Regions from separate parts of the Homo sapiens genome. Here region 2 is linked to region 1. A link is an interaction called in ENCODE POLR2A ChIA-PET data of the cell type or tissue named here. Cell type or tissue: PC-3. All regions are shown on one strand.

The links. Peaks named below come from ENCODE experiments on the same cell type or tissue, not always from the same donor. Only the 100,000 strongest peaks of a DNase experiment are listed, where the experiment ranks them.
Region 2: POLR2A ChIA-PET joins it to region 1 with 5 read pairs; 6 of 35 experiments call an interaction of 5 or more read pairs at or near these places.

The regions. Positions count from the first base shown.
Region 1 is chr3:149,559,443-149,563,442 of GRCh38, forward strand. The region is part of intron 3 of WWTR1 (WW domain containing transcription regulator 1); the gene reads right to left. Among named protein-coding and RNA genes, the nearest start is that of TM4SF4, 87 kb to the left of the region's middle. In PC-3, no CTCF peak of the experiment used is centred here; no DNase peak of the experiment used is centred here; H3K27ac peaks cover 740 bases.
Region 2 is chr3:149,668,625-149,672,624 of GRCh38, forward strand. It overlaps a transcript of WWTR1 not described here. Among named protein-coding and RNA genes, the nearest start is that of WWTR1-AS1, 12 kb to the left of the region's middle. RefSeq lists an enhancer at 2,027-2,567. In PC-3, no CTCF peak of the experiment used is centred here; no DNase peak of the experiment used is centred here.

The sequences.
Region 1 (4,000 bases):
AGATGGATAGATGGATAGATGCAACCGTGGCTATGTTTATAAGCAAACAATTAACAAAGGCAGATCTGGGGAAAAGGTATATGGGAATTCCTTAGACTAAACTTGAAACTCTTCTGTAAGTTTACAATTCTTTCAAAATAAATAGTGACATTTAAAAAAATAAAACCTCTCTACACATACCTCAAACCTCCTGGAGACAGAATTCTCAGTCCGGCAGGGACCAGAGAAACTGTGTTATGTATGGGCCATTGTTCTGTGGCACTGTTGAACTTTGAGGAAACTCCTATTAAACAATGCTTTTGATAACTGATTGGAATTTGGATGGAACAGAATCCCAGCTGCAATCTGTGCTACATAATTCTGATACCTCATACTCATAGTTCCTTCCAGCCTCCCACCTCTATCCCCAACCCCAACTGTTAAATGATTCTAATTTTAAAACATAGACAGCCTAGGAAGACAGGACAAAGAGCTACCCCAACAGACCGGTTGGAGGTCTTTCAGAAGAAACGCCACTGGATAGCTGCCCCTGAGGACCAGACACCCAGAATAGGAAATTGCAGGTTTTCTTGGGAAGGACCTGGGACACCAAGAGAGTTGACTGTCAAGCTTGAGATCTGTTGTGAAAGGTCCTTACATCCCAGGGTCAGAGCTGAGACATTGCTCCATTTAGGTCTTCTTGATAGGAGGAAAAATGAGCAAGCTAAGAGTGGAGGATGGAGAAGGCACCAGTGAATGCAAACATATGAAATAGGGAATGCCTCAGGCGAAAGCCATCTGATTTTAATATATCGTAGTTTCGACACTGAGATTCCCTCAAATTGCAGGAAAAATATAATGTGTACTTAAAACTAGAGGAGACACAGAGGAGAGGAGAAAGCACAAGCAAAGAAGACATGCTGAGGATCCCAGAAGAGAAGTCTCCCAAGGGGCAGCCCTAGGCTGCAGTGACCCAGGCAGAAATGATATAGGGAAGGTGTCCAGAAACCTCCAGCATGGAGCCGCCCTGAGCATTTGTTTTGTTAGGATGGGATGATCCAATTCCATTTGGAGAGAAATTATAGTTCCATTCTAATTAATTCAGGCATTACAGCAGTTGATACGGCAGAAATTAAGAGAATATTTTTCTTGACATTTGAAGTGTGAGCTTTGAAGCAGCTAAATGAAGGCCTTGTGAACCAAGACTAAATCAGCCACATTAATTTTTTTTTAACTTTCTTTCTTTCCAGCGCTGCAAATATTTAAGTCTTGGCAAAATTCAAAACTCACAACTCACTCTTCACTGGTATCTGAGAAATATAATACTGAAAAGGAAAAGGACGAAAATAATATGGAATGAAATGCATGACATGTACTGGGAAGCAAAATAACTTCCAACGAAACTTCCATTTATGGCTTAGTCAAAAACATATGGATATACAAGCTGAAAAACAGAGTTAGTGGGAAAGCTAGGTGGCTGGTTAAAAATACACTTTTTGTGGTAATGTTACATTATTTTTTAAAAGAAAGTAACACCCCCCCCCGCAAAAAATCCCCTGCTCCAGGATCTTTAGACAATTCCTTAGTTTGATAAAAGCAAACCATGTCAAAATTGTATTTTTTAAGAAATGTTTATATTTTATTCAGAAACATTCCAAAGAAACTGGAAAAGTGAGGAAATTAAAGGTGGGCACAAAAATGTATGTGTGTGCAAGAAAATGTATTGAAACATCATTTATAATGATAAAAAATAGAATCAACCTATATGTCTCTCAATAGAAGAATTGGTTAAATAAATTATGGCATTATTGGTTAAATAAATTCACAAAAGGACTACTGTGCAGCCATTAACATGATGTGATGGTTTATGAACAAAAGAAGTATGTCCAAGTCTATTCATAAGTTAAAAAAAAAGAACATACTGAGAATCTAGTTTGTAGCTATCAGAATAGTAAAGGCTATAAGTTTAATCATAGATATTATTGGCCAGGGTACGGGGAAGAAAACACACTTTATTGGTAGGGGTGTCAATTGGTATACCTTTTTGGAAAGAAATGGAACAACAGTTTTAAAAACTTTAAATGTACATACTCTTTGATCCAGGAATTCCACTTCTGCAAAATTATCCTATACATAAACAGCATATGGCACAAGGATTTATGTCCAAGGCTGCACACTGTGGCATTGTTTAGTAATAGTGACCAACCAGAAAATAAACTAAATATCCAGCACACAGGACTGGTTAAACCAAGTACAGTATCTCAACGGAGTGGAACATTACATATTGCTGACAAACAATGAACAAATCAGTAAGTACTAATTTGGAAGGCTCTCTAAGATATGTTAAGTTTTAAAAAGACATACTGTATATGCCCAAGCATGCATGTGTATGTAGAGCATGTCTAGAATAATGCTCAGGAAGCTGGTAGTAGTGTTTCCCTGGAAAGGAGAAAAGGGCTGGGGGTCATGGTGGGAAGGAGACCTAATTTTTCATAAATACCCTTTGGAACTATTTGGATTTTTTGCCATATGCGTGTGTTACTTTTCTAATTAAAACAACTCATCAAAAAATATTATAGAAAAATATTTACTGGCCAGGCGCAGTTGCTTACACCTGTAATCCCAACACTTTGGGGGCCGAGGCGGGCGGATCACCTGAGGTCAGGAGTTCAAGACCGGCCTCGCCAACATGGTGAAACCCTGTCTCTACTAAAAATACAAAAATTAGCCGGGCATGGTGGCGTGTGCCTGTAGTCCCAGCTACTCAGGAGGCTGAAGCAGGAGAATGGCTTGAACCTGGGAGGCAGAGGTTGCAGTGAGCCGAGGTCTTGCCACTGCACTCCAGCCTGGGCGACAGAACGAGATTCTGTCTCAAAAAAAAAAAAAAATTACTGAAATGGGAAGATGCTCATGGTATATTAAAAACAAGCTACAAAAAAGAATATAGAGGAGTTTCCAACTATTTTTATGTTTGCATTGAAGAAAGTCAAGAAAATATATGAAAACACACTAGTGTCATTTTGAATGGTACCATGGCTTTTTATTTTCTCATGTTTTGCCAATCAGCATTTTCTACAGTGACCAAATAGCAATTATGTAATATGGAAAAAAATAACATTCTTGAATCTTGCTGCTTCAAAAATGTTTAGAACCTTTTTTTTTTCTGCCTTAAAATACAGACACACACACACACACACACACACACACACACACACACACACACACAAAGGGGGAGGGGTGATCTTCTTTTTAGCACTTAAGGAGAAAGACAATCAAGGCTTTTGTTTTCCTGAGGCTTCACTTAAATGATATTGTTTTGCTGACTTCATCCTGGAGAACTATTCAGAATAAAGCATGGAAGAACAGCTGTTCTTGACCACCAGCAACTGCAAAACACCCAGGGAATAAATTTAGACTTCCAGAAAGGAAGAAGAAATCAATCAGTTGGTACCTGGGTGGGAGAGGTGATGATCACACACAGGCGGGAGCAATATTACCAGGGACGCCAAAGAGGAGATCAAAGAGAAGTGTCAAAATATCACTCAGCACTTATCAATTTGGAACAAGTGGCTGAATGACAAACCACCTCGAATCCCACTGCCTGCCTTTCACCCTTAACTGGGTGAAATTCTCCATAGCAAGGAAGCTCCTGAGGGCAAACTTTTGGAAGTCAGCCAGCAAACAGGATGAAAATTGTCAAAATTATTTTTAAAACTCTCAACAGAGGTCTACAGCTCGGTGAAGAAATTAGACTCCATTACAAATTAATTAATTAACTAATTAATTAATGTGGTGCAAACAAAGAAAGGACTAAAAAAGAAAACAAGTTTGACCTAGCCTTCACCTTCCTAAAAGGCCTCCCTCTTCCCCAGGTGTGGGGGTGCTTCTCTGGAATTCGTCACGGTTTAGGCTTACGAAGGCCTGATGGATTCTCAGGCCCACTCTCTGCAAGCAAAACTGAAGCAGACTTGTACATTTACCCAGTGGATTAAACAATACATTTCAAGAATCTGGATCCCAA
Region 2 (4,000 bases), 110 kb after region 1:
ACTGAGTCTTCATTGCTTCACATCACAACTCAAGGTCTAAAATTTGAAGTGTTGGATCCCATTCTTAGAAAAAAATAAGTAGTTACCAATGGGGAACGGGGGATCCCTTTTAATAAATTCTCTGACAACACTGAGGCAATAGTTACATTGATTTCTCCACATAAGCTCCCTCAGACACTCCACTCACCAAAAAGTCACCTTGGTTTCAAATTTTTTTTCATTAGTGTTTGAACACCCCACAAAAAGACTGCCATGAAGTCTCATTCTGTTTGGCTGGAAAGACAAGCATAATCTAGTGGTAAATTTCAACCTTGCTAATGAATCCTCCCTTTGACTTTCTGGTCAGCTTTGCTAAATGAGTAACTTTACAGCCTCCAACACAAGCCATTGGCGTGGGAGAGACTTGGCCTTTTTTACCCAAAATCACCAAAGGCCTTTGTACAGAGTCCAAGTTTTTACCTTTAGTCAGTCTTTTCTATTTCACCACTGCCAGGGGTTTTGTTTTTGTGGAACAAGAAATAAGAACCCCACATATACAAGGTTATACACATATACAAGAACCCCCACATATACAAGAACAATACACATATACAATATACCCCCACATATACAAGAACCCCACATCTTACAAGGGAACCTCCTTTGTGACCACATAATCTTACCAAGGAAAATCCCAAATGAGTTCCTGCACCAGTCCCATTACTCTGCAGCCTGGGCAGCAGTGGGTAGCTAGTCTGGGAACAAGAGTGCTCTTCTCTTTCTGTTATCACATACCCATCTGAACTCAAAAGGGCTTCACTTAAATAAGGAATTTCCATTCTTCTAGAAATGTCATTTCACTTGAACTTGCACTTCTATCGTTTAAAGAAGACAAACAAGGTCCCCAGTACTAGAGTCCAGTGGGAGGGAAAAGGAAAGGAAACATTAAAAGTAATCCAGGGAAACTCTGAAGGTAAACTTGCCCTTCTGAAAACAGACAAAGGTAGACCTCTGCTTCCCTGCTACAATTTCTAGAAAAAGCAAAACCATCCTGAAACCCCTCTGGAGAGTTCAATTACAGCAAACTGGCCAACAATGATATCTATATTTATACAGTAAATGTGTTTAATATCATGTTCAAACTACCAATCAAGAAAAAAAAATGAATAAAAATAGATGATTACCTGGAAAATCACTAGTAAGCGTGGCTTATGGGTCAGTTCAGATCCACCAGGAAGCAGATGCCAAGATAAGAGTCAGATGAGCAGAGATGTATTGGGGAAAATGCCTGCAAAAGTTAAAGAGGAGAAAGAAGGTGAGTAAGCTAGGAGAGTATTCAGATTGCAATGCACGTCTGTCAATAGTGAAGGAGGAGGGTAGGAAGGAGGGCTGGCCAGGAAAAGTCTCAGCCCCGACCAGGCCAGTGCTTCCAAGGCAACAGCTGACCCTTAGGGGCGTCCCGCGATGGGCAGCAATGGCTCAGCTCTAGCACCCAGCTGGGCTCAACCCTTGGTAGACAAGAAACCACGGCCTTCAGTGTGAACAGTGCAAGCAATTTTACAGGTGTGGCTGGTGAAGATGTCAGCTCACTGCTGTCCTCACAGTGACTCTATTGAAGAAAGTCCTAAGCATTTACCCACATGGTTTTTATCACAGTGCGTACAGACTGCATCACACAGGCTGACTTCTCCATTTTTCAGGGCGCAGTTCATCCAAGGTTGCTGTGGGCCTTTCCTCCTCAGGGGAATCTTAGAAGAGGGCGATTAATGAGACAAACCACAGCCCCTACCGCTGTAGTTGGTCTTGAGGCCATAACTGCTATTTATCCTCTTCCTCCTTCACTATCTACTCTAAGTTTTCCATATCCAGTGCTATCCCCTCTACAGGTGCTGATGTCCAACCTGGTGGCGGACCCCTGTAGTCCCAGCTACTCGGGAGGATGAGGCAGGAGAATGGCGTGAACCCGGGAGGCGGAGCTTGCAGTGAGCCGAGATCATGCCACCGCACTCCAGCCTGGGCGACAGAGCGAGACTCCGTCTCAAAAAAAAAAAAAAAGAAAAGAAAAGAAAAGAAAATGAGGCAAGAGGTGAAGTGACTTGTCCAGGGCCTGATGAGTAGACAGAAACAGATAAAAAAAAGAAGTCAATTCTCTTTTTTTACTCACTGCCCAAGAGCTTCCTCTCTCCAGTCACCGGACTCCTGCTGCAACAGGACCAGCTAAGGAATATCGATCCAGTCTGGGAAAAAAGTTATCACACTGCTTAGGCAGATACACATTCTGAAGAAAAGGAGAAAGTGCAAATCCTCTTGCAGGAGTCCTTTCAACTCAGTTTGTGGCTGGTTATGTAAATGAGGAGGCCGTGCAAGAGAATGGGGTCATGAGCTGCCTGGGGATTAAGCATGACAACGCCGTCTGTCCTGGGAAGAAATGATACTTTGCACTTGTATAATACCTTTCATCCATCCAGCAATAATAAATAAGACTTCGTACTTTCAGCCAAATATTGCAAAAACTTAACAAATATTTAACTCATGAATCCTCAGAACCACCAAGAAGGGAACACTTTTGAAAGGAAGAAAGAAAACAGCTTCATCCTCATGATCCACTGGGGAATCTAAGGTCAGAAGAAACGGGTCTACACCTGGCCTCTCAACACCGCTGGCAGGACTCCTGACAAGCAAGGACATTCCTGTGTATGAACACTGTCTAAGGTGACCTAGACACAGGATTTCGAAAAGAGCAGAGGCAAACCAGAAAAACCCCTGCTTGTACATTCAGCCCAGGGAATCTACGAAGCTTTCAAAAGAGGTTTGGTTCTGAGTCTATAAGGGTTCTTTGAAGCCTCTTCAAAAGTTTCTGCTGGCATATCCCCTAACAGAATGTTTTAAAACCATGTACTCCTTCACAAAATTTTCAGTTGACATCTAAAATATTACATCGTATGTTTGAATAATTGCAAAGGTTGTAATTTTCATGATGTTATTAATATAGATATTTTAAAATAAACTATTGCAATTTGCTTTGAAATATCCAATTGAATCTAAATCCAAGCGATTTGATGCCCACCACATCCATTTTAAAAGTCTACAAATGAGCTCTTTTTTAACAGTCAGATGTTTTTTCCCTAAGCTCCTATTTTTATTCTACTTCTACATATTTATCTTAATGTACTATATTATTATGCTTAAAGGTCTTATTATTCATTTTTTATATTATACTTCTCTGCATTAAAAATGTTTGTAATTTTTTTATTTCCTGTGTTATTATGAAGCTGATTTGTAATAACAAATAGGTCCAGCATGTAACTGCTCAACACAATCAAAGCCTATTTCTTTCTCACAGAATAGTCCTGGGTGAGGTCCCCAGGTAAGCAAAGTGCTCCCCACCACATAGTGATGAGGGGAACCTAATTCCTTTCATCTTATGGCTTCCCTGTCTCCTAGAAAAAGGGTTTAGCTTGTGGGCCTATTTTTGTGTGCTCTGGGAGCTAAGAATAGATTTACATCTTTAAAAGGCTACAAAAAAACAAAAAACAAACAAACAAACAAACAAAAAAACAACCAGTAGAATGTGCATCAGAGGCTTTATGTGGCCGCAAAGCCCAAAATAGTTACTGTCTGGCTTTTTACCAAAGTTCGCCAACCGCTTTCCTAGAGCCTCATTCTCAATTCGTGTAGCTGGTAGAAGGAGAAAAAGCAAAGAAAAGCACAGAAGATATTTCATGGGACCAGGCCTGGAAGTGACATACATGATTTCCACTCACAAGTTGTTGCCAGAACAATTACATGACTACATGTTACAGCAAGGATGATGGGGAAAAGTAGGCTACCTACGTACCCGAAGGAGGGTGGAACAAATTGTGGGAGCCAGGTAATAGTTTCTACCATGGCCAAGCCTCTAAAGAGTCAAAAACTTATTATTATTACAATTATTATTGGTGTAAAAATATCAAAGTGACCCACATACATGTTAAATTAATATAAATAACTTAAAAAGAAACATTTTATTAGAGATATAGTT